Regions from separate parts of the Homo sapiens genome. Here all the other regions are linked to region 2. Evidence: chromatin loops called from intact Hi-C (ENCODE). Cell type or tissue: MCF 10A. All regions are shown on one strand. Links, peaks and the distances in the headings refer to the core of each region. The heading gives the core; the rest is flanking DNA. Region 1 has its middle 38 kb from the start of LINC02565. Region 2 overlaps WDR7 (WD repeat domain 7). Region 3 overlaps WDR7 (WD repeat domain 7).

What was found. Hi-C counts contacts between places; a loop is a spot of excess contacts. Peaks named below come from ENCODE experiments on the same cell type or tissue, not always from the same donor. Only the 100,000 strongest peaks of a DNase experiment are listed, where the experiment ranks them.
Region 1: it touches region 2 in a loop (3.0-fold over the local background); 2 of 110 quality-filtered maps call a loop at or near these places.
Region 3: a loop joins it to region 2, with 2.2 times the contacts of the local background. A loop is called at or near these places in 10 of 110 quality-filtered maps.

What each region holds. Positions count from the first base shown.
Region 1 is chr18:57,203,814-57,215,163 of GRCh38, forward strand. No RefSeq gene overlaps it. Among named protein-coding and RNA genes, the nearest start is that of LINC02565, 38 kb to the left of the region's middle. RefSeq lists enhancers at 6,026-7,225, 6,154-6,263. In MCF 10A, for the core only: no CTCF peak of the experiment used is centred there; a DNase peak (open chromatin) is centred at 6,698.
Region 2 is chr18:56,863,254-56,874,603 of GRCh38, forward strand. All of the region lies in intron 20 of WDR7 (WD repeat domain 7), which reads left to right. Among named protein-coding and RNA genes, the nearest start is that of WDR7-OT1, 170 kb to the right of the region's middle. RefSeq lists an enhancer at 10,469-11,057. In MCF 10A, for the core only: a CTCF peak has its summit at 6,097 (motif pointing right); no DNase peak of the experiment used is centred there.
Region 3 is chr18:56,998,512-57,009,861 of GRCh38, forward strand. All of the region lies in intron 26 of WDR7 (WD repeat domain 7), which reads left to right. Among named protein-coding and RNA genes, the nearest start is that of WDR7-OT1, 36 kb to the right of the region's middle. RefSeq lists an enhancer at 6,467-6,516. In MCF 10A, for the core only: no CTCF peak of the experiment used is centred there; a DNase peak (open chromatin) is centred at 6,350.

The sequences.
Region 1 (11,350 bases), core at 1,977-9,976, 340 kb after region 2:
ATGAAAATAGTAATGAAAGAATTAAATAGCAACTCAAGATATTTTTCTGCAGCTACTTAATACTGAGGGATTTCAGAAGGCAGGGCAGTTTTGGGGGTAATCCTAGGAGGCTATACCTAAGAGCTGGGCCTTGAGGATATGGAAGATTTGGGCAGTGGAAAGAGAGATAAGGGGGAGGAGAGAAGGCCTAGAGATGACTCCCTCAGATAGGCAGAGAGGCCCCAACTCAGGACCCAATGCTAAGCTTCGTGGTGTCAAGTTCTTCCCTTCTGCAACATGCTGGCATTTTAGGACATCTAATTTCTACTTCCAGAGTGAGCATCCAGAGGTCTACCGCAAAGAAGATAGTACTGTAAGTTAGGAAACCATATAAGGATGGGCAAGTCTCAACCCCTCTGGTCCTTTGTCTCTGTTAAATAAGAAACAGAAGCTAAGAGAACTTTAAGTTTCTCTTTCCATCAATTTGCTGAATAAATTCTCTAATTCAGGTCCCAGAACCATGAGACATAGACCCCACTTTTAAAATAAACTTTATTAAGGTATAATTTATATACAGTAAAATGCATTTAAGTGTAAATTTTGATGAGTTGTGACAAATTTATATACCCATGCCATCACCACTATAGTCAAGATAGAGGACATTTCCATTACCCCCCAAAGTCCCTCTAAGTCCTTTCCCAGTCAATTGTCACTTTCCTCCACTCCAGCCCTAGCTAATCACAGATCTACTTTCTGTCATTATAGATTAGATTACTGTTTTCTAGAGTTAAGCATATGTAATCTGCACTCTTTGATGTCTGGCTTTTTTTATTCAACATGTTTTGAAATCTATCCATCAGTATGTATCAGTTAGTTCATTCCTATATAATGCCGAAGAGTATCCCACTGAATGGATATACCATAGTTTGTTGACATATTCATCTGTTCATGGACATTTGGGTTGCTCTCAGTTTTGGACTATTAAGAATAAATCAGCCGGGCATGGTGGCTCACGCCTGTAATCCCAGCACTTTGGGAGGCGAGGCAGGCAGATCACCAGGTCAGGAGATCAAGACCATCCTGGCCAACATGGTGAAACCCCATCTTTACTAAAAATACAAAAATTAGCTGGGTGTGGTGGTGCATGCCTGTAATCTCAGCAACTCAGGAGGCTGACTCAGGAGAATCGCTTGAACCAGGGAATTGGAGGTTTCAGTGAGCCGAGATCACGCCACTGCACTCCAGCCTGGCAACAGAGCAAGGCTCTGTCTAAAAAAAAAAAAAAAAAAAAAAAAAGAATAAATCTACTCTGAATGTTCATGTACAAGTTAATGTGTGAATATTTATTCTTATTTATTTTGGGCAAATACCTAAGAATTAGTTTGTGTGGTTTCATGGTAAGTATATAAATAACTTTGTAAGAAATTCCAAACTGCTTTCCAAAATGGCTGTGCCATTTTTCATTCCCACCATTAACATGTGAGTATTCCATTTGATCTATATTGTTGTCAACTCTTGGTATTGTCAGTCTTTTAAATTCTGGCTGTACAGGTTTTGTTTTGATGTTTGATTTTAGGTTATGCCTACACAGAAGGGCCCTTAGAGCATTTCGGTGGGAGCTCTGTATTATGCTGCTTGGATCCAGGATGAGTTCAGGTGTCTCAGATTCTTTCAGGTCCAAATACACTAGCCAGTTTCACCAGCAGTCAAGAGCAGGATGAGCCTGATGACTTGATGCCATCTTTACCACCCATACATGAGTCAAGCTTTAAGGTCCTCTGCAGTCAGATTTCACAGTCCTAGAGCCACAGCTAATGCCTCCCTGAGCTCTCCTAGTGGGCGACTGACACATTCTTTAATGAAGAGACGCTGCCTTTGAGTACCAGGAAGTTCTTCTTCCCATTCATGGCAACCCCTTCATCTGATTATATGTTTTAATGAAGGAGAATGAGGAGAGAAAATGAGTGCCAGACGTATCTGGAATGGGTCTGAACAATAATTACATTCTGCAGTGAAATTTCTAAAATGCTCCATTCAGTGTGCTTTGGAAAAGGCTGGCAGGGGAGAACTGCGTGTTCCTGAAAACAGAACTAAGGAAGCGCAATTTAAAGCTCTAGCATAGAAACATGCCTACAACAACTGAAGAAAGCCCTTTCCTTTTTCAAAAGAAAAAATATAAATTGAAGCTCAGTGAAGAGTGAACATTCAGACCTCCCTGGTAATGGATTCCTTCCCACACTGGATTCTAAAACAGTAAGGGAAGATAACAGGGTACATCCAACCTCCTCAGCCCCAGGGAAATTTAACTGGGTGAATATTGGTCGGATACCTCACCAGACTCCAGAAACTGAAGTGCCCTGATCGGGCAGCTCTTTCTTCCTCAGCCAGGCTGTGATTTGTCTACAACTGAAGGCAAAGAGCTGAGGGTGATTATGAGCTGTGTCTCTGGTCTGTGAGGGTGACCACCAGGAAGGCAGTGCTGGTGACACTCCCAGGGGCCCAGATGCTCCCCTAGAAGGTGACACTCCCAGGGATCCAGATGCTCCCCTAGAAGGTGACAGTCCCAGGGATCCAGATGCTCCCCTAGAGGGATGTCAGGTTTCTGCCTGAAAATTCTAGTATTTCCTCTGTACTCCCCAAAGGGATGGAGGCCATGTCAGCCTTACATGTGGGCACCAGAGGCCAATTTTAAGTGTCCACTGGCTGTGGCCCTTCCCCCCGTCCCACAGTAGTCTTATCCCTGTCCTGACAGTTTGTATGGACAAAACTTCCCCTGAAGCTCAGAATGCTGAGAGGTTTTCTAAGCATGTTCCAAGACCTAGGGCTTCTTAGAGATAACATGGAAATGTCCCCCCACCCCCTCAACAAATCCCCGTAGGATTCTATAACAATTCCAAAGTCTGTGCCTTTAACAAAAGGCAGAGAACAGGCATTTTAGAGAACCCATCCAGAATCAGATTTTCTGGGTCCAAATTGTATGACTTTCCTGGTAGTTGGGATTCTCCAGAGAAACAGAACCAGTATATATTTTTATTACAAGGAATTGACTCAAGTATGGAGGCTGAGCAGTTCCAAGATCCGAGAACCAGGAGACGACCTGATGCTACAAGTCCCAGCCAGACTCTGAAATCAGAAGAGTGTGCTTCGGTCTGTGCTCAAAGACAGTCAGGTAGAGAAAAAATTCTCTCTTGCTTAGCATTTCATTCTACTCAGGCTTTCAAAGGATTGGGTGAGGATTACCCCCATTCAGGAGCGCAATCTGATTTACTCACTCCACAGATTCAAATGTTAGTCTTATCCAGAAACACCCAGACTAATGCTTGACCAAATAACCAGGCACCCCATGGCCTAGTCAAATTGTTACATAAAATTAACCATTATAACCTTGAACGAAGTCACTTTGTCTCGCTGTGCCTCAGTTTCCTCATTTATAAAATAGGTGTTATCACAGCCCCTTCCTCACCTGGTTGGTGAGAAGTTTAAGAGAGGCCAAATACACAAACTACTTGGCAGAATGCTTGGAATGCAGTAAGTGCCTTAGCTCCTGGGGAGGAGAGAAGTAGTAGGAAAGAAGCAAAGAGGAATTGGAGAAGGGCTTCCTGGGCTAATTTATCACAAACTTAACCATTTCTTCACCCTTACTGCTAGAGTTCCTTCTCTATCTCTCTTTCTCCATTTGTAGCAGCTCTGATATCCACATTTGAAAAAGGTTCTGATTCCCCTGAGTGACAGTTTCTTCACTTCTCTTTTTTGTCAGCCTCTCTTCATGGAGAATCTAATTTTTCCACTCAGAATTTCTGATGAAGATGAAGGCAGAGAGAGGGCTGAGCATGTCATGGGGACATTGTTGTCAGCCGCCCTGATGTTGGATGTTGTGGGAATGGAGTGACTGCCTCCCAAACCATCTACCTGCTGTTGACACAATGCAAGAAGTCCAAAGGCCTTTTTCCCAGGCTGACCCAGCACCTTGTGCTGCTGAGCTTATTCAAATGACCATTGCATTAAATATCACCGTGGAGACAGTTAATGCAGTAATATTACCAGCTGGGAATATGCCTTACAGTGGAAGCCAAGGGAGGCAAGAGGAGGTAGTGCGGAAATGGTTTATGTGAAAGACGTCTTCCCTTTACACAAAAATGTCCAAAAACTATTAATTTTGGGCAGCAGCAAGGAAGAAATACATGAAAGGAAAATTGATTTCTATTTAAATGGTATGTTTTCATCACCTTTCTTCAGAGCCTAAGCATTCATCTTTGAGTACCTGTGCTAATTGATTTTGAATGCAATTCAACGCGATCGCTGCACAATAATAAATCTCAGGGCAAAGAGGATAAAGGAGGGAACTTGAGCCAAACAGGAAGTGGTGTGACACGTGGCATCTAAAAGGTGTGTCTGTGTCATCCTGGGGTGAGCTCAGGAGCAGTACTGATGGGAGGCGGGATAGTCTAGGCAGCAGGAGCTGCTTGTTTGTATAACAACCTTGAACTTGAACTCTTCCAGCTGATCCAGGGAGTGTCAACTGCTGGGCCACCGCCTGGGGCTCAGGCGACCTGTCCCCAGGCATGCTGTGGTCCTCTCTGAAGGAGGAAGGCACTCTTGTGGCTACTCTTCCATTCTTCCTTGTAGTACCTGTTGCCTTCTTTCTTTTCCAGCTGCCCCCCCACCACTGCCCACAGCCCTGGTCTTCCTGGCAAGCCTCTTTCTTATTACCCATTCTCCCTAAAGTTCATGCCCATTCCTCCATGGGCTGTCACTTTGGAAGGCAAGTGGCTGAGCTGTTCCCTGGAAGATATAACAGAACCATGCTAGAGACCCTGAACTCTACCAGTGATGGAGGAATGAATCTCAAAATAAGAGTCCAGGCTCCATGGCTGGCACATGGGGCAAGTAGAACCTTTGGGATTCATTTGGGTAACCCCCTAAGGGTGCCTGACCACCTCTGCAAGGGCCATGCCATTGTTCATCCCCAGGAGAGGTGAGGCAGGAAGGGGTTGGCAGGAGGGTGAGGGTGCAAGATTGGATAGGAAGAAAAGGAGTCTACGAGGGCTCTTTGCTACTCAGTGGCCATGTGACAGTTTTAATGTTTCTTTCTTGAGCAGAAATATAGCAGATAAAAAAAGAACCACAAATCTGTCAAAATGCCCTGTGCAAAGAAGCTGAACAATCACAAAAAAGTGTTGTGCCCATTCCTGAAAATATTTTCACCACGTGGTGAAAATAATTCATGGGAACTTGGTCCAATCTCCATGCATCGGGTCAGCAGGTGACTCAACTCAGAAGGAAAGAGCAGATGGTGTGGTGAGTGTGCAGGAGCCCGAGAAAAGCTGAGATTTGGAGACCAGTGGTGGTCTGGTGGGCTTGTGCAGTAGTTAGCCATACTGTTTGTACAGGACCAGCTCCAATTCGCAACAGGATCAAATCTTTATACCGACCCACTTGGCATTCCTGGAAGTTTGATGTGGCAGGGCTACTCTTGAGCAGGACTGAACCGTCTCCAAGCGTTTTTCTCTAAATGATTGAGATCAGGAGTTTATTTCTGAGAATGAACAGTCCTATCCAAGATGTATCTACTTAACCCAGAAGCAACATGTATATGAGATCAAAATACAAAGCCATTGCAGTCAGTTTGGGCATGAAGGCAGTTAATCCAAATTTCCAATGCACAGACAAATCATCCCAAGACAGACTGAATTATTCATGGACTTAATGGTTTATGTTTTGTACAGATATCACTTTATTTTTTATGGTAAGAAGTTTAGTTGCCATGTAAGTATATTGAAAATTAAAATAATTATTTCTGTTTACACGACATGAAATGAACTGGACCCTCATGTCCTACATCTCTCCCCATTGCTATCTCTTTCATTCATTCATTTATTTACAGTCTCTATCCTCTTGCAGTTTACCACTTGGTGGGGGAAAGCAAGCATTAAGCAGATAAGCATTTCTTCCTGTGTTGTGGGGCTACGATAAGAGAGATTTAAAGCAAAAAGGCCTGGCCCCTGGCACAGCCGAGTCAAGCTTTCATTTTCCCCCAGCTTGCCAAGATGCGGTCTCTGTTTCTGTCTCCCCACCTGCCAACCGCCCAGGTGGCCCATTGATTTCTGACATGCCGTGATGTAAAATGGCACATCGTGGTATCATTAGGTGCAATGCTGACAAAGGTAAAAGAAAACCCCTTCTGGCTCATGCTGAGAGTTCCTTCTCTCACACCCACCGCTCACTGTAGCCAGTTCCTGAATTGCATTTACAGCCGGGAGGATGCGGCAGCAAAGACACCCCACGGAGGGAGGAAGAGAAATGAAATTTCTCTCGGACCCATTGATCTCTCCTCTGAGCAATTTACTAGTCGGGGAGGTGGAGAAGCGGCAGGAGAAGCGCTTAGGGCTGCTCTTTATCTCACTTCTGAGGGCTGGGGACATCCCTAAGTGAATCTGCAACTCACTGAGGCCACACTCCCTGCTGACAGTCCCTTGGTGACAAACCCCTGACTTTGCAGGACCAAAACCAAGAAAACAGAGGTAGGCAATAATTTGGAATAGGAAAGAGCGGGCATTAACAAGCTAGACCTTAAGACATCCCTTAGGTGATTAAGGGGCTAAGCTGGCAGGATGTGTGCAGGTCCCCCTTCTGAAAGCTGTGCGGGAGCTGGGACTGCTCAGTCAGCTCCGCCTCCAGCTCAGGGAAAAATGCACAATGACTCATCTTCCTCCTAGCCAGGACCAGCAGGCGCCGAGGGAGTGTCTGCAAGCCTTTCCTCCGCACTGGGCAAAGTGTAGCTTCTCATGATGAAGAAAATCAACCTTCTTTGTGCCAAGAGCGAGTCCTGTGACATTCTTTTGCCCCAGGGTCTGTACTATGAGGGGAGTCCTGAACCCTGAGTTCAGAATTTTATCCTGCCTACAATCCTATGCGAAAATCTTCAGCCTTGGTATTTAGCATTCCATAAAATACCAAACCTGAGAGGGAATTTGGGGGTTTTCCCATGATTACCTGAGGGCAGGGCAGACACTGCACAAAGTGTCACTGAGTTCAATAGACTTCTGTGAGTGATCAGGACTAGATATCACAGAGTGAAAGAGAGGACTTTGACCTTTGACTTTTCCTTGGGTACTCCACCCCAATCTCAGTGCCTTCCCCTCCTCACTCTTCCCTGGCCTGTGCAAAGGCTCCAGGCTTTTTCTGTGGTTTCCACCACACCCTCCTGGAGCCTGATCTTGGATTTCTCACTTGCAACCCACCAGGCAACCGTGTAAGGGAAAATCAGCAGTTTCACTGCAGTCTGAGCTGGCACAAAATACAGGTCACAAAGACCCTGCTAATAAAACAGGATGTGGTAAAGATGCTGGCCAAAGCCCACCAAAACCAAGATGGTGATGAAAGTGACCTCTGGTCACCCTCACTGCCAACCTCCTATCTTATCCTGTGACTTAGAATGCCTAATCTCCTGGGAATGCAGTCCAGTAGGTCTCAGCCTTATTTCACCCAGCCCCTATACAAGATGGAGTCACACTGGTTCAAAATGCTTCTGACACAATTAGTATCTTTTTTCTTTAGTGCAATCATATCTTCAATATAATCAAATTCAGTTACTTCAACAGATGTTCACTGGGCATCTATTATATGCTAGACTGTGGGATGACAGCCATAAACGAGCTGACCTAGTCCTTGCCCTCATGGAACAATTGGTATAGAAGATGAAAGGAGATATGGACAAGGAAACAGAACATTCTAATGCAGTATGATAAAGGTGTTGGCATGGGAAGCTGAAAATGCAGAAGGACTTCCGAGCTCCTGAGAGAGGCCAGTGAGCAAGAAGTGATGTCCAAGCTAAAACCAATAAAATGAGCTGGAGTTAGTTAGCAGGCAGAGGAGATAGGGGAGAAAGGAAGGCGCTGCAGGAAGAAGGAAGAACATGTGCAAAGGATCAGAGGCTGGGCATAGGATGAGGAACTGCAGAAAGTTTAGGATGGCTGGAGCTTGGATGATGGATGATGGGGGAAACAGGGAAAGATGAGGCTGGATAAATCAGAAGGGTGCAAAAACAAAGGGTGTTGCAAGCCTGACAGAGGGTTGGGCTTCATCTCTCTTAAGCACACAGAGAAACCAGTGGGAAGTTTTATAATAAGGGAGTGATAGACTCACAGCACAGTTTGAGAAAGATCTTTCTTGTTGCAATAGGGAGGTGGAGTTAGCAGTGGGTGGACAAGCAGGGAGATCTGTCTGAAAGCTCCTGCAAAGCTCCCACCAGGGAGCATCAGAGGGAATGAAGAAAAGAAGGGCCATGGAAAAGCGATTGAGAAGGAAAGTTGATGTTCTCACTGAGACCTGAAATAGGGAACCCAAGAAAAGAGAATCTGTAGTGAGACAAAGTCTTTCAGTTTTAAGGCTGGATGCTGAAGTACCATGCTCCTTCATCATGCCAGGCACAGAGGAGATTTCACAGACACCAAGCTCCTTGTTGTTGGGTGATGTGTCTTGTTCTCTAAGCACCTGGCACACAATAGGTGGTGAAAAGTGGTTTTAGATGTATTCATGAATGAATGCATTAATAAATAAATTTAACACAAGAGTCTCTAACTTCAAAGTTCTTACAGTCTTATCGTAAGACAAGATTATCCTACATCAAACAATTAAAGAACTGCACAAGATAGAACGTAATTAAGTTCTAAATCATCTAGTTTAGGTTATAAGTGCTGGAGTTTCAGAGAAGGGAAAGATCAATGTGGGCTGGAGGAGTTAAGAATGGCTTAAATATAATTCCCTGACATTACAGTACCGTGGAAACAACAGTGCTGGGCTTAAAATGAAGAGATGAAAGCCAACACATTGAGCCTTATTTACCCAGTGTCGTGCAGCAGACCACCATGATTTTGGGGGACTGAATTAGTAACGTTGGCCTTAGGGGTTAATGCTGTTCAGGTGGACTTATTTGTGTACAATTAATAATGGGTTCTGACATAATTAATTCTCATCATATTCTTTTTGTAATGATTTTTTCTATCAGCATGAACATTCACGGAACGTAAATTGAACCATTTTAAAGTATACAATTTGGTGGCATTTAGTACATTTATATTGTTGCGCAACTAACACATTTAGATCCAAAACATTTCCGTCACTTCAAAAGAAAACCTGTTCATTGTATTCTTTTTTCTTCCTTTTTTTTGAGACAGGGTCTTGCTTTGTTGCCCAGACTAGAGTACAGTGGTGTGATCATGGCTCACAGCAGCCTCGACTTCCCGTGCTCAAGTGATCTTCCCACCTCAGCCTCTCAAGTAGCTGGGACTACAGGTGTGAACCACTATATCTGGCTAATTTTTGTATTTTTTGTAGACACAGGCTCTCATCATGTGCTCACGCTGGGTGTTCATTGTGTTCTTGAATTAACAATGCAATACAGTAGACTGAAAAGAACACTGGAGTATGGTACCTTAAGTTCTCCTCTGAGGTCTACAACTGAGTAGTTCAAATTTGACTCTGAGCAGGTCACTAATGATTTTTGCGCCTCAGTTCCATCATTTGTAAAATGGGAGAGTTTGACTAAGATGATACCCAAGATCTCTTCTAGCTTTACAACCCTGTAATTCTAAATACAGTAGATTTATTGATTGACTGTAATATGCAAAAAAAATGATAGTGCATGTGTGTGCGTGTTACAGGGCAGAGATGGGAGGAGGCAGGGACTCCCTGAGACTAAGATGAAACTGAATGATGCATGGGTGAGTGTGGAGTTGAGGGAGATTATCTGGTTGGCTACCCCATTTTTTTTTTTTACTTGGATAGGTTGGTGTTTAACTCCTCATTGAACCCTGGTTGAATTCAGCAATTATGAAGTCTTGCTCCAGAGTTGCCTTGGATACTACCATTAAGCTGTATTTGCATCCTGAATAATTTGATGTGTACTTCCAAGGCTAAATGTTTCTTTTTCTTCCTGCCCCAAATCTTTAGTTACAACTTCTGTTCACCAATTTCTTCTTGCACACTTCATGGAAAGAACTTGTTGCCAGTTCTCTAAATAGCCTCAAAAGTGTACATAGGCCTTATAGTCCGAGAAAATACGTGGAATCTCAAAACTGATAGAGCAATAAGGAAATAATTATGTGCTCGGTCTCCTGGGTTTATAGGGAGACTGCTATAAGGGAGACTGCTATAGGGAGATTGCCACTATTTGGAATTAGTTCCTTGCTATGACGGTTAATTTTATGTGTCCACTTATCTGGGCTAAGGGATGCTCAGATAGCTGGTAAAACGTTATTTTGGGGTTTGTTTGTGAGGGTGTTCCCAGAAGAGATTAACATTTGAATTGGTTAACTGAGTAAAGAAGATCACTCTCACCAATGTGGGTGAACATCATCCAATCTGCTGAGAGCCTGAATAGAACAAAACAGTGGGGGAAGAGTGAATCTGCTGTCTTGGCTTGAGGAGAGACATCTGTCTTCTCCTGCCCTCAAACATGGGTGATCCTGGTCCTTGAGCTCTCAGACAAATACTGGGAGTTATGCCATCAGGCTCCCCCATTCTCAGGCCTTCACACTTAGACTGAATTACATCACCTGCTTTCCTTATCAGCTTACAGACAGTGGACTGTGGGATTTCTCAGCCTCCATAATCACGTAAGCCAATTCCTATAATAAAACTCTTCTTATAGATCTCGTTATATATAGCCTATTGGTTCTGTTTCTCTGGAAAACGCTGACTAATGTGCTTGCCAAAATCTGAAGCTCAAGACTGGAGCTCAGGATCGGATTGCTTACATACATGCAAAAAGACGCAGAAGACAGACCTAAGATATTGGGCATAGGAGCCACAGGGTAATTGCAAGGATTGTCAAAATCATAAGGGCAAAATGCACAATGAAAAGACAGAATAAATTCTTATGTAGCTTGTTAATTGGACAGATTCTGGTGTAAGGCTGACTCGGTTTCATTTCCAGTTCATCCACTTAATAGCTCAGTGATTTAAGGCAATTTACTTAACCTGGTTGGTGTCAGTCAGCCTAGGCTAAATTGTGCTGCAGTAACAAATAACCCCCAAATCTCAGTAGCATAAATAAACAAATGAAAGCTTAATTTCCCACTCACAGTCCCCAAGTTTAACTTTAATTAAAAAAAATTTATTGTACTGAAAAATATCAGTGCAAAAAGGTGCAAAAGTCTTAAGTGAATGAATGATCAAAAATGAATTATCAAAAAGTTAGTATCGGCAACAGAGCGAGACTCCGTCACAAAAAAAAAAAAAAAAAAAAAAACTTAGTATATACCAGGCTGAGGAAATAGCCCCTATCTGGGACATGTTGATCTTGTAGCAGAATGAAAAACTAAATGACAGAATCACATAATCACATAATGACTCAAAGTTTCTGCTCTGA
Region 2 (11,350 bases), core at 1,382-9,381:
AGGGATAATAAATCAATTTTGTTTTAAATTAAATAGTTGTAATAATAAAGCAAAACATTTCTCAAAATTTAGGAAATATGTTACAAATATTGATTCTGTAGTGAGTAAGAGATTAGCAATATGAAATTCTTGTTACAGAATTTGAGAGGGATAAAAGCACTTTGCCAGCACTGTTTTATAGATGAAGAAATGAGAATTTACTGAGGTTTTGAAGGAGTGTACCTCTACAAGAAGGGGAGAGCACAGTCAGGTTCAGTGGTACTAATTTTATAAATTATTATAGATTATATATTTTTGAAAAAGTATTACATTTCCTGGCAAATTATTATAATTGTAAACTTCATATTTTTATTTATTGCAAAAGTACAAAATTTTGAGATTCAGGGCTTTTCTAGGAAAGTAATTTATATTTACATTATTCTTAACTTTGGATATTAACCTTTTCTCTTGTTATCTGCATATTATACAAGTATTAATAGATGACTTTTAGCTTTACTGTTTTTCTTGAATTTTCCCAAAGAAGTTTGTCCTTTTCACAATGACTAAACTGGTACTTTGTTTTTAGTTAGCTGTTTGATCAGTTCTGTGTACCTATTGATGTACCTTAACAAGTGAAAGTGAATGGCCATTTTATATCTCGAAATGTATTGAAAGAGTTCTAAAAATCTCAATACTGCATGTAAAAGACAACTTGACATTAAAATGATCTGTGATGAGTTTTGGTTTTATATAATGTTATCTTCTTTAATTTCTGAGGCTTAAAATGTTTTATAAATTGAAATATAATATTGTGATACTACATTTACCAAACTATCCAAGTAATATTTTACTTGCTCATATCTTAGCAATTGAAATTTTATGTTGTGCTCTTGAGAGAAAAAAGAAAAAGCATCAAATGGACTTATGATAATTAGAATACTAGAACATTTCTAAATATTACAGTTTATATTTATACAATGTGTATTTAAAAAACCTAATAGCTAAAATATACTTTTATTTGTTTTTAGTTACTTAAATACTTCTGGGAAAATATCAAATATCATCTGGTTAAATGAAATGTTTATATAATGTCATGACTCTCACTTAGCTTGAAATCTGTATTAAATTGAAAGTGATGTTATAAAACTGTAAATGAGATCATAAGTATCTGGCCATATATTTTTGTTTGAGCTTTTAAAAATGAAGAACAATTTAATGTCTTGCGAAAATGACATTTTCATTAACATTAACTTGAAATGGAGAGGATTAGTATAATAGCATACAAAAATTAACTTGTTACCAGTACAGAAAAAATTACCGTGACCATCAAATTTATACATTTGATCTAATAACATTACTAAATAAAGATCATTCTGTGTTATGTATTTAACCTCTCGGGTAATAGAAGATAAATATATCTTAATTTTGTCTCTCTACTTCATGATATCTAAAATAATGCAGGGTCCATTATAGTAGATATTCAGCAATTGAGATGATCATATATTGAAATTGAGATATGAATAGCATTGATAAAGGAAGCATTATTTTAAAATACATTCAGGATCAAAGCCAAGATTGCCTCCTGATGAATTCTCTATCATTATTAACTTAATTTCATTTGACATATATGTGGTACTGAATAATATATGATACTCAATGAGAAGAAAGACACTGGGTTTTATTTTGATAGATTAACCAGGAAAGAGTTGATTGTAGCTCTGTGAGGTTATGCCATGTTATCCAAACAAGACCGATCATTACATTGATATCCTTTTTACTAATCATTTGTATCCAATGCACTCTAATCCAGCGGTAAATATGTATTAATATTTTGCAGTCTTTTTTGAAAAAGTGATACATGTTTAAAAAGAGTGGTTGAAACATCTCTAAGTGCTAATAAGTACTTACTTGGTAGTCTATACTAATGTTGTAGTGGATGCTGAACAAGTTTAGGTGTTAAGCTTTTTAGGAAGAGTGAATGATGGCTAATGATTATTTAATGACATCTCTGGACTGAAAGGCATTTAGCACTCAAAGTATACTGCAAAGCCTATTTCTCAAAGCTTCAGACAGGTTTATTTGGTCTCACCTTGAATACAACAGTGCTGTATTGATTTCATTGGTGTGGATTTAAACACACTATCGGCTTAGAATAGCACTAGTATGCAGTAGAAAATGATTGTCTTAACCCTTATGTTGATTCTTAGCTATTGTTTGATATTACACAGTAAACTTCAGAAATGATTATGAATTTATTTGCAGTATTCTGAGGTGCAGTATGTGACTTTTGAAAATATTTGTACATGCATGTTTATAGTAGACAACTTACAGGAAGGTTTATGTAGAGAAATTAATGTTTAATTCATATTTTGAATTAGTGTTATTGACCATATATTGTATTTGGAGAAATTTTTCTTCTGTGGAAATGGTTGATGTTTCTGTGGAAGGCATGCTGATTTTATTCTGTTAAATCATTTAAGTATTTGATTTCTGTATGGTAATGCATTGATGCTCAGTACTTTGTTTTTGGTATGTTTCAGTATTTCATATTTATCTTTCATATAAAAACAATTTAATGTAGTTCATATGCTTGATAGAATATCTCTTCTGGCATTTTCTACATTTTTTAGATAGCTTTGTACTAAATATATATAACATTAGATACCATGGTCCAAAACTTTTTTTAAGACTTTTTTCTAATTATAAATTTTGCTTGCTTATTATTTTTTAAGGAACATTTAAAACTATACAAGATTTGAAGATACATAATAGAGATTCATGTTGGCATAGGCATCAAATATTAACTAATTTCTATGCAGTAAACACTGAGATTGTAGGTCAGTGAAGATTCTGGTGATCCATCCAGAATGATGTTGCCAGGAATGCCCACTCTGTTTGTGCCCTTCACCTTGTGGCTTGAACACTTCACATACTTAACTTTCCTTATCTATAAAATATCTGTTGTTCTGATTAAAAGAGCAGCTCTGTAATCTCCTTTTTTCTCTAAAATTTTAAAATTCAGCCAGTCATCTTACCTTGGACCTAAGAGATGCTTTACACACTCAGCTTCCAATATGTTTTTTGTTTTTTTAAATCTTAATAGTTTTTCTGTTTTTTTTTAATGAATCTGGAAAGTGATTGTAGTAGGCATATAATTATGTCATTATAACAAATACAGTATTAGGAGGTATATGAATCACCTTAAGTAAAAGGTGGACTTCAGTTTTTTTGTTGATGTTTTTAAAATGGAGGAACTTTTTATCTTTAACATATTTCGAAAGATTTTTTTTCTATGAGTAAATACTATTTCTTATTGAGTATTTTTTAGAAATCAAAAACATTGGATTAAGTATTAGATAAATTATTTTTTCTTTTGCTAATAGGAGAAATTATGTTTCAGAGAAATGATAAGCACATATTAAATTCTTGCTTTGGATTGCTTTTGTCTGTGTTCAGCTCTTATATGGCAAAATATTCGTGACACTGACACTGGTGATTTTATGGCAGTGGTGGTAGGAGTTTTCAGTAAAGTTTATCTCCTCTTGACTTTATGTTCCTTTTTTTGTCCTGCCAGAGAGTCTCAGAGCCTATTGTATATTTTGAAATAACTGGAAGAGAAGAATCTGAGCATTTCTAGCATAAAGAAAAGACAAATATTTAAGGTGATGAATATCCCAGTTACACTCATTTGATCTTTACAAATTACATGAATGTATTAAATTACCACATATACCCTGAAAATATGTACATCTATTATGCAACAACTTTATTTACTTACTTATTTATTTATTTATTTATTTATTTATTTTTGAGGCAGGGTCTCACTCTGTTGCCCAGGCTGGAGTGCAGTGGCACAATAACAGCTCACTGCAACCTCCGCCCCCTGGGCTCAAGCGATTCTCCCATCTCAGCCTCCTGAGCAGCTGAGACTGCAGGCACTCACCACCACACCTGGCTAATTTTTTTTATTTCTTTTGTATTTTTAGTAGAAATGTGGTTTCACCATGTTGCCTAGGCTGGTCTCGAACTCCTGAGCTCAAGCCATCTGCCTGCCTTGGCCTCCTAAAGTGCTGGGATTACAGGCATGAGTCAGCACGCCCAGCATAAAATTTTTTTAAAAATCTCAGAGCAGTTTAAGTACAATAATAGCCATCTTGAGGATGTATGTTTACCAAACATCAATACATATATATTTTCCAGGTTTTTACATATGCTGTTATCTCTGTCTTAATAAAAGACTAGAGATTAGAAAGCCGTCTCTTCACAATTCCAGAGTAACCTAATGATTCAAATCATTGGGAGGGAGATAGATAGGGAGGATTTTGAGGAAACGATTATGTTGTATCATAGCAGAAACAGATTTGTTTTAAAATTAGTTTTGGAAAAATGGCATGACATCTTATAAACCTGAGTATCTGACTACATACATATCTAGGCAAACATTAAACTTTTCCCCTACTGTTTATTTCAGGAGTAGTAGCATTTCCAAATCCATAGTTGTAATACATGAATGAGTTAGATATTCAGTATCTCTAGGCATATGTGCTAAGTTAAACATTGGAATAATTGTGCAAAAAATTCAAGGACTGAAAGCTGTTTCAGTCTGATATTTGCAACAGAGGCAACTCAGAGCCAAATTCGAAATGAAATTAACTAGATAATAGGAAATCCTATAAAGTAGTTACAGGAAAGAGAATATTAGTACATTTTTATATCTCTATATGCTCATTTGAAAAGGTATATAGTAAAAGAAATTATGTATATAGAAAAAGGTCTATGAAAAAAATTTGCCAAATAACAACTAGGTACCACAAAGGTGTGGGCATTAATTTCCAAGATACTATGTTGCCCCTAACTATGCTCCTTTATTTCTACTTAACATCTCACTTACAGTAAAGAAAGCAGAAGAAAAAATAACGTAAAATAAGGTGATCATTTTTCAAAGCTAGAGATCCTTTAGAGGTTCTAATTTACTCCAAACGAACCTTTAAAAAATGGTCACTTTTAGTCACATGTCATTGTTTTATTATTGCGATATAATTTAAAAAAATGAATACTACAGATACTCCTTATAAATGAACAGATGTACTTGTTAATGGCTCAGAAGTAGAGCAAGGCCTTTTTCATCTCAGTTTTATATCACTGAGTTGGTAATGACCCAGGTGAAAATATGTTTTAAGTGAATCCAGTAAATGATTTGTCATTTTATAAATAAAAATGACCTTAGGTTTATTTATTTCTTACTATGCTGAAATGCACAGATATAAAATCTTCATAGGAGGTATTCTACCAGTCCACCAAATGTTGTCTCATGTTTTCTATTTGATCTTTTACAGAAACGTACCATGTCTACCCCGCTATTTTTATAAGTAAATCTCATTGCCAGAGTTTCTTTTTCTAAGTAGTAACTGTATGAGAAAATATCTGAGAATGATATGCTGTGTTTTCAGATTTGTATAATTTTACAAGTCACTACCCACTGTGTTTCTGAAATATTCCTTTTCTCATGGAAATGCGAATAATGGTCTCAGTGTTACAATTTGTAGTTTCTTAAATTTGCCATGTGTATCAGATTCACCTTTGAAAGGTCAATTGAAGCAAAAAAGTTAGACGTTTTTGGAGATAGTTTTTACCTATAAGACTTCTGATTACTTAGCTGCCTTAGATACTTGGGATTACTAAAATCTCAATTTCCTTTCAAACTGAGAATGTTTGCCCTAATAGTAAAGGCAAAGAAAAAAATTAACTTGTTATTCAGGTAGAGAATAAAGGGAAATATAAGATGATGCAGATGGTAGGAAAATAGGTATAGGACAGGATCTTTGTGAAAAATAAGAAATTGTTTCATGAATTACTTGAAAAACATGTGAATTGCCCTCAAAGCTTAAGATTTATAATTATCAAAATAATTGACACACCTTCAGAGGAGTGATTATTTCTTTGAAAAAGAAAATCATTTTAGAGTGGTCATATATTTTGCATTTATCTGATTTAATGGAAAATAGCTTTGTCTATTTTGTCAACTGCACACACATGTAATACATGTGTATACAAGAGGCATTATTTCAGAATGGCTTAATCAGCAGCTGCAGAAAGAAATATGCATTTGCAGAACCTATTGTGTTCCAGCAGGGGGCTATCGTGCATACATACAAATTAATAGCATGTTTGTTTACTTCAGTTTTCAAGTGAGTGGGGAAGTAACACAGCAGCAACACCAGCAGCAAAAGCCTCTTAGATTTGGGGAGCAAATTCCATATGTTCTGTCAGTAGATGTGAGGAAAACATTGGCAGATGTGTCACAAAGTAACTCAAATATGTGTTTAATACAGTGGGGGAAAATCTATGCCGCTAACACAAGATTAGCTATACACACAGTAGCTTTGATAATAATGTGAAAATTTGAAAGTAAATGTGGAAGTGCCCTATGACAGCCATTTTTAATCAGTTCATTTTCTTGATAGGAGGCAAAGAAGAAGACACAGAAAACTTAAAAACTTTATTTTATTTACTTTAGGTGCACAGGTTGAAATTTACATGTTGGCCATACAACCATGTACAATTTTATTTTTTTGTATCACTAAAATTTATTTGACATATTTTGTAGAAATTGCAGAGCTCTAAGTTATGCCAACAAATGAAAATAATATATAATATTCATATAAACACATTTGGTTTAGGAAAAGAACTTAATTACATACATTTACAATGGCATGGATCCACAACATACATCCTCCACATGAGCCTATGAAACCTGGATTCACCACCAGGACAGCGAGATCTTGGGTCCTTTCTCCCAAGCTGGATTATCACCAATCTATGTCTTTGTGTGTTCCCATTTAACAAATTTAGCTTTGAAGTATTTGACTTCAAAGACTTGGGGTACATTGGATGACTTATGTAGCATTTTAAGTTCTTTTAAAGCCAAAGTGTTTTAAAAATGAATATTAACAGATTTTTGTTTGTTTTTAAGATTTTTTTCCTATTGTTAGCAAGCTATTTTGAAAGACTATTGTTATATATCTGATAAAATTTGACATTTTTATGGTATTGTACTTTATCCCTACTTTAAGCAACCCTAAGAATAACAAGTAGGTATGGAAAATGTTTGAGCCATACATATATGGAAACAACTTATTTACACTGTGAAAACTCCACTGAGGGCCAACATTTTTCTCATTATAATTCTAAAACATGTTTTAAAAAAATCTCAAAAGTGTAGTTCTAGCTTGCTTAGGTATCATGTCTTGGTACCTTCACTAAGAATGCTATATACTTATGTGTAGATGTATAATTATGTACATGCAATGTATTTATGTATGTAAATATAGAATTAACATATTTGATTACCAGCATACAATGATAATTAAAAAGATAGATCTTAAAAATTGTTAATATTCCATTAGGCAGCCAGGTGTATCAATTAATTAATTAATTTAGAGATGGGGTCTTGCTCTGTTGCCCAGGTTGACCTTGAACTCCTGGGCTGAAGCAATCTTCCTGCCTCAGCTTCCAAAGTACTGGAATTAGAGGTGTGAGCCACCATGCCCAGCCTCAATTTGGATAGTAGTCAGGAGAAAGGTAAAGTTATTTTGATTAAAGTACATCTAAAGACAATTTGAATGTAACTCACTTTTGAAGATCTAGTTTGAAATATATTTTGATTGGACACATTTCACTATCATGTATTGTTTTAAACTCAATACAGTATACAGTTTTATATATGCTTTTTATAGTCAGTGTGTGCTGATAATGCCATATCACATTTAAAATATCCTTGGGACTGAGAAAATAGAAATAAAATGAAAATTTTAGAAGAATATTTTACTGGTCTGAAAATAGAAATCTTTTGCAGCTTTATTGACTAACATTTGTAGGGCTCTGAATGATGTGCTCAGACTATTTATTTTGACTATATGCAGACATTGTACATAGTAAATCGTGTCTTAAGTCTGAAAGTTCGCTTGTTCTCCAGAATGTCAGTATTAACAAAGTTCACTTTGCTAAGTTTGCTCTTGCTCTTTAATAATTAATCAAAATCTAATATTAGCAAATACACTTTATTACAAATAAAACAAGGCTCTAAAAAACCATAATAGAAAGTATTTTCTAGCTTAATCCAAATTATTTTAGTCTCTACATGTTGCCATTTAGTTTTCTGCTGTGAGATCTTACAGCTCACTGTTTTTCTAGTCATTTATGTAAAGTCTTACAAAGTCACGGTTATTTTTAAAACTATGTCTTATTAAATGCAAATTGTATTTTTCACTTTGGAGGCAGCAAATAGTAAAACCAAATTATCTTTGTACACGTATGATTCTCAAACATATTATTAAATATTTAAAAGTAAAGAAACACTTTTATTGTTTATTTTTATTTATCATGAACCAATAGACATTTCTGACCTTTCAAAAGGTTTTTAGGGTATATTGCAATTTATACTAAATTTAGACAATATTTGTATCATTGTGAATTTCGTTTGGACTCCATCTTGTGCCAGAAATTTCTGGCATAAAATTGTTATGTTAACACAAATCTTAATATAATGTGTTGGGTTAAAAAAATCCTAATGACATGTTTATTTTATAGTTTATGTTTTCAATATGGTTATTATCTTGACGGGAGTTCTGACTGAATTCAACCGCATTATTTTAATTTTTACTAGAAATTTACTTATATATGTCAGCTGTAACAAGTATTATGACACTCATTTCTAAATAAAGAATTGAATGTTTAAGAACAGTTTTTTCAGGTCAAAGCACAGTTCTGAAAGTATTCTCGGAGTAGTAAATTGGTGGTATCTACTTATCTAAGGTTTTAATACCTAATGCAATAATAAAGCCCCATCAATATATGGCTCAATAGCACATATAAAGTATCTGCTAGTAGTCCATCTCTCATAAAACCGCCTTTAGCCTTAATTCAAATCCATTGATTCCTATTCCAGTTAAAACTGAAGAACTTAATATGTCTTTTAATCCTTTTATTGTAAGCCAGGATAAAATTAATTTTACCCTAGCACTGCACAAAGCCAATTAACATGATCTTTAGAGTTATTTAGTAAAGTGCTTCAAACTGTTAAATTTATCTTGACCTCTTGGTTGCACTCTCTGACTGCTTTTTAAATGAAGTAATCAATACCTCATAGCCCTTTAAATAGCTTAAACTTCTCAAATATTTTACCTGTATTCTAGTTAAGCTGTAAGTAAAGTGTTTACTCCAGTTTGTGTAAATCTAGAGTCAATTATGCTAAATCTGAAGACAATTACGTACATTTGAAGAACACTCTGTCAAGTAAATTGTTGTTTTAATCAAAATTAAAGCCTCATATTTTGTTATAAGTAACCCAATAATGAGACCACGTATCATTTTCACACAGAACATGTATTCTGTTTGCAACTTAAAATGTAGAACATTAATGTCCTTTACCATCGCATATAGCTTCTCTTTTCCACACAGGGCTAGTTGAAGGTATTAATTTTCTTACTGTGATAGGGTGATCAACCGTCCTGTCAAGAAAATGGATCTCCATGTCACCCCTTAGCATGATTAAATGGAGGCATGTCTCTGGAAAAAAAATACCAAATTTTCATGAGACAAATGAAACTGTAGAAAGGTTTACTTTTACAGAATTATTTTATTTTTAATATCTCAAAATCTTCCATTTGGTTGTCATTTTATTTGTAGGAAAACATTGCAACTAGTTACATATTTCTTCTGTTAACAGAAAGTACAGGCAAGCCAATAATTTAAAGATATTTCCAAATTTGAAAAATTATAGGAATGAGAAATTGCTGTGTTATTTTTAGAACAGTAGCAGGATGGGCATCTCTCCCTTATAGAAACACTAATCAGTCAGTGTCTCCTTTAGGGACTCCTTTCCTTGTTCTTTTTTACCTCTTTCCTTGTTAATGAAGGGCTATCATCTTTTTAGATTTGAATACTGATAAAAATTACATACTGTAGAATTTCAGCATCAGTAGTGTTAATTGCCAGTTGGGCGGTGTTCTTATGAGCCTATGTACATGCCAACCTTTAAACTACACCAAGTGATGTACTTGACAGCTAATTAAGATTTCATATTTTGGCCACTTAGCAGAGGGTACCTGTTACAATTCTTTCCATTAGCTTAGGGATAAAATTTACAAATGATTGTTTGAAAGTACACTGTTAAAACTTCCCTAAAGTCTTAATTCCTTCCCCTGGAGTGGGAGTTAAGACAAAATTGAGGCAATTAAACAAAAGGAACATAAAGAAGGTGGGGGACCAGGGATGGAGGCGGAGCTCACCAAATGCCCCTGTTGTTTAATTTCCTACTGGAAGCAGCCCATATGTGCTTCTGTGCCCCCTCCCGCTTCAAGCAGTGGCCATTGCAGAGGCTGAACGGCTGGGGTCAATGCCTTGCCTATTGATCAGTATCCCTGCAGTCCCGTGCTCCAGCAGCTGCTTCATTGGCTTCTTTCAGGGCCTGCTTCAGTACATTAGAATAGAAATCCATAACCAGAGCTGTGCTCATCCAAGCAGGGGAAGAAACTAAATTAAATGGTATAAAACAATCTTGAATCAGGAGTTTGTGCCAATTCATCTTGATCTAAGATGTCACACCAGGCTCTCTGTCTGAGCACCTGGGCTAGAGGCAGCCATAGTGAAAATAGATGGAGCTGCGATCATTCATTTGTCAGCTAAGGAGCAAGGCAGCGGTTAGCAATTCCCTTCTGCAGAGGTCAGCTGACAGAACAATCAGTGCAACTGCAGAATAGAGCTTTCCTTTGAACTATTGTTATGGAGCATGCTCTTGCTGAGACATGGGGGAGGGGAGCTTGGTTTGCTTCCTGTTTCAAGAATACTATGTAAAGAGTAAAATATATAGTATGTGAATCTAGATGCTGTGCCACAGAGCTTTTCCTCCTTGTGCCTGTTCTTATACATAAACAAAGTTGGTTTTAAATGCATATCCTGAGATACAGATTATCAAAATGTTAAATATCACTTTTTCTAGAATTAAGGTTCTTCTAAACACAGAGGCAATGATTATTGATTTTTTTTTCTTCTTAGTATGGTTACGCATTTAGGTGGTTTTTTTCCCCCTTTAGTTACCATAGCTATCACAGATTGGTGTCACACTTTGAATCTGTAATAGCATATACCTGCTAATACTTTTTACTGACATTTCCTCTCTGTCTTTAAAAAACTAAAACTTTCCATGAAGAGAGAGAAATGCATACTTTGGTATCAGACTAGAAGATATTTTAATTATTAATTTAAAATATTTTATAAGAAATATAATTCACAAAATATGATTTATCATGACAAAATAATTTGTAACATTGGAGGGGCATCATTATTAATCAACCTGCATGTGATCTGAAAT
Region 3 (11,350 bases), core at 1,519-9,518, 140 kb after region 2:
TAGTAGCTTTGAATTAATCGTTTAACTTCTGTACTTCTTTACTCTGCTGTTTGCTTTTATAGCACATCCCACATAGAATTCTATTAAGGAATATGAGCTGAAGCTAGAAGGTCCACTTCAATGAGTTTGCCATCAAATGATACAATAACTGTTAAAATCTTTGTAAAATGTCATTATACAAAAGCAAGTCACTAAAAATTAAATGTACTAAATTGTGTACATAGAATGTCATCTTTCTTACCCAAGGAATAGTCTTTTTTTGTGGGTCTGAATGTGATTTAAGTGGCTATTTATATAAGAGAAATAAGTGATTATTCTACTTATAAAATGAGAGCATATATTTTAAAAATTTAAAAATACTGAATACTTAAGAAATGGCAGGCCTTATTCTTGATTGTCCCAAGTTCTTGATGGTACATCGTAGCGCTTAATAGCTGAAGAAAACAAGCTTTTAGCAACAGTTTTTCCAACTACTAGTATGAATAATGTGTCATATATAAGGTATTATTTCCAATTTCCAATGTCTGGGGATGTCCTGCAGGAAGAAGTCAGAGTTATGAAAATATTTATGGAATCTTATATTCGCAAATATAGTGTGAAGAAGTTTACAGAGGCTGTCAGTGAAATGAAATCCTCACAGTATAACCTTTTAGTTTGATGTGAGGCTGCATGGCAAACAATAACAGAGTTCTAAGTCTTTTCATATTCTACAAAATCCATCTGGTTTCTTTGTACTGTGTGTGTTAGAAGAAGCCTGGTGAAGAATTTAGGGTTTGGGGGAATGTTTTTGAATACAGAAATATAGAAAAGTTAAATTTGTTAGATGGGTGGAGATATTAGAGATAAATATTTTAGGAATAAGTAAATATTAGGAAATATATATGAAGTAGTGATAATGGTTTATGTATTAAACTTCAGTTGAACAGAAAGAGAAATCCATAGAACTCTTTTAAACCACTTATTCTGAGGTGACTAAAATAATAGGAAAGAGAAGTAAAAAATTATTTTTAATCTTTCTCCATGATGTCAGCCCCTATATTAGTCTGGGCTATCTAAGTCCTTGAAAAATCTCTAGAAAAAAGGGTGGTGGGCACTTATCAAGGAAAGATGTTCTTTGTGTTGACAGCTGAGAAAAGGTAGAGATATATTATAGTAGAGAAAACAACTAAGGAAAAATAACAGAAACTAATGCAAATTTAATGCTCTTACACTATCATCTTATACAATAAATCCAACAATACCAAGGAGACAGGAGGAAGGATGGCAAGAAAAGTAGAAAACTGCGGAGAACCTTGTAGCTGGGGCAGAAATAGGACTGCTAGAAAACCCCCCTAGAGAACGGACCACCCAAGGCCTTGTCAAGATAGTTCTCTGAACAGAAGGGATCTCCCATCTTTTGACCGCTATGAGCTTCTCCTGTCAACAAAATTCCCTCCACTTCAGTTGCATTTGAGGCAGAATTCTCTGTGACAAATTCCTATCCTCTGGACCTGGAACAGTGCTGCAGCTGGCCAGCGTACCACAATTTCCTCAGCTGGGAGCAGACTGGGCATGAAGAATTGGAAGTATCCAAATATTTTTAGTCATAGAATAAGAGCTCTAGTATGGAAACATTCAGGGAGAATGTCAGTAAACCAAAATCCTGACAGTATAATCCTTCCCTTTATGAAGTAGTTTAAAAGAGATTTATTAGTATTTGTATTTAATTAACTAAAATCACATTTATACTTTTAAAAGCCTGTTATAAACCAGAAGTAATTCAGTGGCCAAGAAGAAGAGAAGGCTTAATGAATCGTATTCTTGCTGATTTCCACTGATCCTGTATTATTTAATTTCCTGTTTTTCTTAATAAAAAAGGTGTCAATTAAGCACGATATAAAAATATTGATTTTTTTCTGCCTTCATTGAATATTATTTTTGTTTCCTGTGCCCCTTTGTTGGGTTATTTTAGCTATATGTACCATATTCTGTAAAAAGATTTATTTTTTCTAATGGGCCATAATCATTTTGTTTTTTAGTGGTTTTGTAATCTATTTTTGGAAGAGAATTTGCTCATTGAACATTTGTAAGCTCAAACAGCACTATTTAACTGATTACTCTCTACTCACAAGCCTTCAGAGAAGAGGAAAGCCCTTTTAAAACTGCAGTGATGCACACAGGAAGTGCATGATTGTATTATTTTCTTATAGTTTGGTTGTTGTTCTAGAAAATGTTCAAAAGCTTTCTTCTTGTAAAAGCTAGACTGTCAATTCTGGGACTGTGCTGTTTATTAAAGATAGCTCTTAATAAATTTCTGGTGTAGAATCTTTAGCGTATAGAGGTTTATATATTCTGGAATTTTAAAAATATTTCTCTAAATTCTTTAGCTTTTCAGTTGAATATAAATATTAGTGGACAATAAGAGATGTAAATGTAGGGCCATGTATAGTGAATCCCAGCACTTTAGGAGGCCAACATGGGAGGATCAGTTGGGCCCAGGAGTTGGAGACCAGCCTGGACAACATAGTGTAAAACCATGAGACCCCATCTCTACAAAAGAGAGAGAGAGAGAGAGAGAGAGAGAGAGAGAGAGAGAGATGTAAGTTTATGTTTAGGGCCCAAAAATAAAAACATTAAGAATGGTTTGGACAAGCAATCCTGAATCAATAGCTAGTAATATAAATTAAGCAAAAATGTCTAGCTTATATTTAAAAAATATGTATATATCACTTGTGGCATACACAAATCTACTAGAGAGTGATGAACAAGAATTCAAGGAGAAGAACACTTCCAGCAGATTTACAGGAAAGGCATCCTTACCGAGAAATGGTAGCTTGTGGTTAAGTTTCCCCAAGGGAAATTGTGGGAGCACTGTCGGTTGAGACCTGATGGAAAACTTGAAAATGCGTTCTGGGGAACAGCCTTAGCCTTGTGCTCTCAATAGTGAGCCTTTTGCATGTTCATTTCTCAGTGGATCCAGGCAGGAGCAACAAAAGCTCCAACTCACTCTTTCCTGATGTATCTATTTTTCTGTGCATGTGGCATAGGTAACTGCCTTAATGAGGTAAAATACACATAAAATAACTTCACTTGTTTTAAGTGCACAGTTTGATAAGTGGTAGCAAATGTATACAACCATGTGACCACCACCATAATCAGGATAAGAACATATCCATTACCCAAAAAGTGTCCTTCTGCCCCTTTGCAGTCAGTCCTCTTCCCCTGACAATCACCAATCTTTCTTGCACTGTGGTTTTTGCCTGATTAAGAATTTTATATAAATGGAATCATACAGCATGTAACTGTTTGTGTCTAGCTTGTTTCTCTTAGCATCACGTTTATGTTTATCTGCCTAACCTGTATTTCAATCTGTTTCCTTACTAAGAACTAATATTAAATTTCTGGATATAGAATACCAAATATGAACCCTAACTAGAAAACTGGGCCTGTCTACACTGGAACCGAAATTCTTTAACCATGTTAAATAAAGGAAAAGCAAAAATACCCATGATTAGAGCAGTCATTACTTTTGGAGTTTATTTCTAAACCTTATTATTGTTTGTTCAGGTTTTCATTCCCTTTGTTTTACCCCTCCTGAGGTGCTTTCCATAATAATATCTATATTTTTAAATAAAAGGAAAAATTGTTTTGAGCTTCAGCATTTTGTGATAATTTCATAGTGTCTATGATAATGTACTATGCCCTGAGTTGTCTCGAACCCAGACTAGAAATCTTTGGGTCAGAAAATGCTTACATAAAAAAATTAAACATAACTTAAACCTATATGTGACTGTACTATAATTTTCTTTATTGATATGAACATACATATAGTACAAATAAATTATCTAAATGGATACCTATTTTTGCATCCTAGAAAAATGTAAACTGTGCATTGAAAATAATTATCATAAAAACTAGGACAGGAGTTATTTCTGTAGTCAGACTTTAGCTGCATACATTTTTGTTAAGTATCCAGGAAAGTTTTCCACAATGTGTCTCTGAATTACTGTTTATCGCATCCTACACCAGAAATTATTTAATTAGAAAAATAGATTGAAGAGGATATAAGAAGCTATTCTATAAGCGAAAAGAGACTAAGAAAGTAAGATAACTTGTTGGCTGTCACATTTAGTGATATAGTATTTAGAATATATAATCATGTCTTTTACAAACGTGTAAAATGTTCTGTAACACTTGAATGGCTGCAGCTGTCAGCTCATTTTTTCTGGATTAAGTTTGGTCAAGAAAGAAACCGCCTCATTTTCTAGTTGTCATTTGCCCAGGAAGTAAAAGCAAAATTGTAATGAGGGAATCACAGCAGGAGAGCCTCCTAACAAATGAGAGGCATATATTGACTGGCAGCCAGCATGCCATTTCAGTGATAAATGTATTTTTATACACTGCTGTTCAAGGTCACTCACTGTTGTCCTTGAGTGTGCAGCCATCAAAAGTCATTCAGTTCACATTCTAAACAGTTCTAATAATCAGTGCAAAGATGCCTGACTTTAAAAAATCAGTTATTAATTTTATACAACATTTATGTAAATTATACATCTTGATATTTCACTGCAGTTTCATCTTGCTATTGTTGAAAATTGTTGAGAAATCAAAGAAGATGTAAATTTATGAGGCATTTGTGAGATGCATTAGTATAGATTTATTACAGTGTCCACAGAAGCCAAACTTAAACATGGATGAACTTCAGTAATTACCCCTTCTGTGTTTTGTGCTTCTTCAGTGTTTAAAATTCATAAAGAACTTTTATAAATCTAAGCATTCCAAAACAAAGCTATTATCAATTTAAGACTAATGCTATGTTTGAAATAGAAATTATACTAAAAAAATACAAAAAAGGACATTTTGCTTTTAGATCTGCCTCAATTCAAAGGAAATGTTGTTACTTTTTGAACAACATTTAAAAAGCACTCTTTTTAAAGTCCTTTAAAAAGTCCTTTAAAAAGCACTCTCTAATTACTCAGAGAGAGTGATCTAGTTATTCACCATTTTGTTACTCAAAACTCAAACACACTTTCTAAATATAGAATGAACAAAACCATGTTGTTACTCAGGTTTTTGATCTCCATAAATAGCAAAATGTTCAGGGATTAATCTAGTATTAAATAGCTGTCTTTTCAAAGTTAAATTAGATGCAAAATGTAATGATTTGGATCACACGAATCTTTCAGTAAATATTTTTTAAAATATTATGATTGTTGGATTTAATAATCCTTACGTTAAATATGTGTTCACAGTGCATATTCACAGAAAATCACGGGGCCCTTTATGGTCTGTCTTCAGACTAATTTGCCAACTATGCTTATCTGACTCCACTTCATTCCTTGCACTGTAAATATTGATCATTCTGGAGGGCTTTTTGTTTGTTTGTTTTTCCCCAACAAGCTATACTCTCCTTCCTTTAGGCTTTTGAATATAGTATTCCCTCCGCATGGAGGGTGTGTGTTATACCCTTCACATTATATGTATGTTATATCATACCCTCCGCATTATATTATACCCTCCACATGTGTGTATGTGTGTGTGCGCGCACACACACACCCTAGCCTTTGTAATCATTCATACCCAGAAAATCTCCAAGGTTTCTCACCTGGCCTACACAGTAATCCCATAATTTAACTTCTACCTGAGGTTATGGGTGTAGGAGGAGGTAAATGAATGTCTCCCTGATTTTAGCTTAGAGCTTTGGATGAATCTAATATCTAGGAGCTCCAGATAGGTAATCTCATACTTCCCTCTGACATCCCACACATACCACCCTGGCCTAGTACCACACATATATTCCTCCTGTATATCCAGAGATGTTAGAAGTTATATGTCTCTGGTGTCTACAGTAGACAATTAAGTTCCTTGGGGCTGGCTTGGACCTTGAAATGCTTTTCCCCATAGAAACTATTATAAATAGTACTTAGGAGATTGAACTGGCACTATAAATTCTACAACATTAAGAATTCTCTTGGCTTTTGGAAACTGGCCCAGAAATCTATCTGTCGCATTGTTCCTGTTTAAAGGTGTGCAGAGTTCCAAACAACTGAATTCCAAACAAACTTTAGGACCTCTCATTTGATGGCTGCCCATGTGGAAACACTGCAACCTACTAAACGTAAAAATGTCACTAGCAGGTCATTTTAAAAATTACCACATTGCATACGGAATAGCCAGGAGTGACACAGTAAATATACAGAACTACAAATAGAAGGATTTCTTGTATTTAAAGTTATATTAGTTATCAATATTTTACAGATCAAAACAGTTCTTACAGTTTCACTCTTTTTTAACTTTGCAAGCAGAATTTGCCTTTCAGTGAGCCCATTATGACATTGAGTTCTGAGTTTTTCATAGCTGGAACAGGAAGTATGAGTCAGATTTCTCAGTGAAGTCTAAACTTTCCAAAGATGAAACCCATAAATGGCATTTGTAGTTCTGTATTAACTCGTACTCACACCTTGAGTTGAAGGCCTGTATCATATTTAAAGAGTACTCTTGGGTTTCCTGGTTGACTTCCTTTGTAATTTAACCTTTGGCAAAGCAGTTATAAACTCTGACACCTGAACAGTCATAAATTAAAAATCTGTATTTTATAATACCGTGTCAGGCATCTTAATGTACAATGCTGTATCTAACCACTAATCTCAATTGACTGTTAAATAGAAATGTTTAGCATAAAACTATTATCATATTATAAAAAACTGTTTAAAAAAATGATGTCCTTATCATTTCTAAACTATAAAAGCAACTAAATGTATGTTAAATAATTTTTTTTGTTAATAATCTTCCTTTTTTAAAAAAAGCAGAAGCACAGTTTTAGGGAGCATGCATTTACCATATAATATTACACTTACCATGTAATGTTATAATTTTAATTTCAACATTTAAAGTGATCTGGCAACTATGACTCTCATCTCTGAGCAAGTAAAATATTTTTATGGAAAAATAAAATAGTGCATAGGAGTATGAAATTGTTTATACCAGGAAAATCTGATAAACTTTAAGATTTCAAAGACAAGCTAATATGAAATCTGGAAGACTGTAAGCCAGTGACTTATGGTGGTTCTTCTGAGGGATGGGATTTGATGAGTAAGTATATTTGGGTAGGGTTTTCAGTTTTATTATAAGTACCCCAAAAATAGTAGTACTATAGGTAATTTTTAGTTTCTTTTTTTATATTTTTCCCGGTGTTTTTCAAAGAAAAAAATATTTAAATCAGGGGTGTCTTAATCTTTTGACTTTCCTGGGCCATACTGGAAGAAGAAGAATTGTCTTGGTCCACACACATAAAATATACTAACACTAATGCTAGCTTATGAGCTAAAAACAAAAAATCTCATCTTTTAAGAAAGTTTATGAATTTGTGTTGGGCCACATTCAAAGCCATCCTGGGCCGCATGTGGCCCATAGACCACAGGTTGGACAAGCTTGGTCTAAATAAAAATTATGCTTCTACTAAAAATTATTTTTGCTAATGCAAAGTTCATATATAAAGTCTTTTAAGCCTCAGAAGTGTGTCCAAACTACCTTCTCATATACTTACTCCTAAAGGAAAATATTATATTAAATGGAAAGCTTCTGGTTGAGTTTTAGATGCTTTTTTCTTTAAAGTGAATAAAATTAGCATGCATAGTATTAAAGTGTGCCCTTAATAGCATCTGTAATAAGGCATAGAATGTTATTTTAAGGCACACGTCTCTGGGTCACATGCATGATAGTAATTATGAGCAGATTACTAACAAAGTGCATTCTGTGTTATAAACAGAGAGCATCACAGGATTCACGTCTGCTTGGAAAGAACATAAGTTAAAACATCAAAGCAGTTTTTTTTTTTTCTTCAAGATTGTAGTTATTTAGATAGCTTGTCAGTGGTAGTGCAACAAGTGGGCTTGTGTTATTGATTTTCACCTGTATTACCACAACATTTTTCATTGACAAATATTAATTGCTTATTAAGTACTAAAGAGTTTGATGGTCCAAATATTGAATTTTGTAATGAATTGACCTTTTAGTTTTGCTTATCATTAGGCAGTATGATTGCATTAAAGATACAAAGGTTTAAGCCAATATATCTCCCACTTTAAGAACATTAAATAGATATTCCTCTAAAATTTAATTTTAGTGATAGGATATTCACTTTCCCTTTCATTCAGGTAAATTACCTTTGGCCAAACTATAGGGAATGCTTATATAAATATGAATTGTGTGGCTATAATTAGTAGTAAAGTATCCAGCATTTTTTGCATTGATTCTAGCTTATGAATACAGAGACTAATTGAAATTTGTATCAAAACCAAATTGGTGATTATGATCACTAATGTAGATTTTTTAAAGTCATTAATTTGGTTAATTTTTTTGTGTGTTCGAGAAGAATCTGCATATCTAAGTGAGCAACCAGTACATATGTGTGTATGTATGTATACAGGCATGTACATCCACAAATATATACAAGTTCCAGTTTAATTCCTTTTTTGTTATCTTTCCTAACTTTTTTTTTTTTTTTTGAGACGGAATCTCGCTCTGTCACCCAGGCTGGAGTGCAGTGGCCCAATCTCAGCTCACTGCAAGCTCCACCTCCCGGGTTCACGCCATTCTCCTGCCTCAGCCTCCCGAGTAGCTGCGACTACAGGCGCCCGCCACAACACCCAGCTAATTTTTTGTATTTTTAGTAGAGACGGGGTTTCACCATGTTAGCCACGATAGTCTCGATCTCCTGACCTCGTGATCCACCCGCCTTGGCCTCCCAAAGTGCTGGGATTACAGGCGTGAGCCACCGCTCCCGGCCTCCTAATGTTTAATAGTATATTTTTTCTTTTTATAATTATACTTGGAGAAAAAAATAATTATACTTGGAGAAATCTTAAGTATATTATACATTGGGCTTTCTAAAACATAATTTGTGGATAACTGATGAAATTTAAAGTTAAAATTAGAGAAATTAGAGTGTTTTGAGTTGGCAAGTATTTGTAGATTAAAATGTTAAATTTAATTCAAATATATGTTTTTGATTGCAGAAATTTGACTTTTTAATAATTGATTTTCTGATCTCTGAGTCAGATAATTACTACTTGATAAAGGGTTATCATTTAAAAGTTTAAATACTGTCAACCTTCAAAGCAATTTTGTTATTAACTACATTAATTTATCACAAAATCCTCTTTTAAAGGTGATTTGTACATTGGGAACAACCTTGAAATATTTAATTTAAAAATAAAATATTAGATAAAATATTATATTTCAGGTCTACAATGTGTACAATGAGCCCAGGTCTTTCTTTTCTGCCCACCCCTTATACTGCTAGTGTCTCCTGTCGTTTTATCCTCATCCTTTTGGTCTTTTCACTCTATCTACTCTTCATGGACTTTCTCAACCATTTACATTGGATTTTTTAACAAACATTCCTGGAGAAGCTGCTGTGTACCAGGAACAGGGCTGAGTGCAGGGTCTATTCCTTCCACATCTCTCTATGTGCTGGTTCCTCCCAAATCTGCCTTTCTTTTCATAAACCTGTTCCTAAGCTCCAAATTCATTTTCCTCACTCTCTAACATATTTCTGTGTGCTCAGTCCCTCCACCTGAATTCTCACACTGAGCTCATTATTTCCTCTGACACCTTCCCACTGATCCCTATCCGCCGCGCCCTCCCCAGGGTCTTCTTTCGTTTGTGCCTTCCCTGTCCAGGTCACAGCAGCACCACCAGCCCCGCTTGCCCTCTCCTTCCTGTCCATGCCCACTTCCTCATTCAGCTCCCCATTTCTCTGCTACATTTGCTTCCCAACAAGTCCTTCTTCCTTTCTGTTTCCCTCTTCTCCACCCTCTGCAGAATTTTCTTAAAACTAGTCTGATCTGACCATTCTCATATTTAAAAACTTCAGAAAACTCTCTATTGACTATGAATTAAGTCCACATTTCTTGACACCACAAGAAGGCGGCTTATAGCCTGGCCATAGCTGCCTTTCTGCCTCGTTTTCAAGCCTGCCTGTCTCCACCTCTCCTCGCCCCCTGGTGCTCCCCTAGGCAGAGTGACACGGGAGTGCTGGCCGTTTTCTTGGACCCCTCTGAAGTCTTCACTTGGCACATGTTTGCTTAGACTCATCTCTTGTTCTTCTCACCAACTTCTGGTGGTCCTTTAAAGCTCAGTTCAAATACAACCTTCTCTCTGTACCTTTTTCTGACATCTCCTGCCGCTGGACAGAAACTACTGTCTCCTCGTCTGTGTTTCTGTGACATCTTCAGCACATCTCTATTACGCTGTTGATTGCACCATACCATAGTCGCTTACTGTCAACCTGTTGGTCTCCCATTCCTAGATTCACTGGCAGGGGTCCTATCTCATCTTTATACTCTGATATCTTGCACAGGACCTAAAACAAAAATCTCAGTAAATATTTTTAACTACATTTTCCTAAAACTATTTAATCCCATGAGGTAGGCAAGACAGATAATATTATTTTACAAATAAGCAAATCAGAAAATTTTACCTATTCATAAAACCAGCAAAGACAAATTTTAATCCACTAAGTGAAAGTGGATAGTCTAAGTATAAGTCAGAGGACTGACAAGTAATGTCAGTGTTATTTTGCCACAGTAATTACTCTGGGAGATTTGCAAATGCAATTGCTATGTGAAAAAAAGACATATATTGCATATTTTATGAATATTATGATTTTAATAGAAAAATGTTGGATGTTATATCAAAAGTAGAAGGTTAATTTTATCTTTTTGTAACTTGGTATTTCTTTATATTTTTATTGCATTTATTTTGAACAATGCAATTGTTTTACTATTAAAATTGTATTGGGAAAAGTAAAAATGTGAAAGGAGCTTTAAGTTAGAAGGTATTCATTCTAGATCAGTCTCTAAGAAGTCACCATCATCAAGGGAATTCACTTTTTGTTTTTTTATTTCAATAGGTTTTGGGGGAACAGGTGGTGTTTGGTTACATGACTAAATAACTTGGTATTTCTTAACAAAAGGAATGAACCTTGTAATGCAGAACAACATACAACATAAATTAGGTTATGTTCCAGACTAATCTAATTTTTCAGTTTTAATAAGTGGAAGAGGCATAATAAACTACACATAAAAGTGTAAAATTTCTAAATCTGTAATGTGTCCTAGTGAATATGTTCTATCATTATCCAAAATAAACATGAATCCAAAGGTATGGTAATGTTGGTTAATATATGTATGAATTTTAGAATTTTATTTTATGTTGTAATGTAACACTTTCAAGCATTTCTCTTTTCAGAATGGTGAAAATGTTAAATACTTTTGAAACATAATTTCAAAAAATATAAATTCCCTAGCTTTATAATCTACATCAGACAATTTTGTGTCACCAGGCACTATACCAGGCAAAGGAGAGG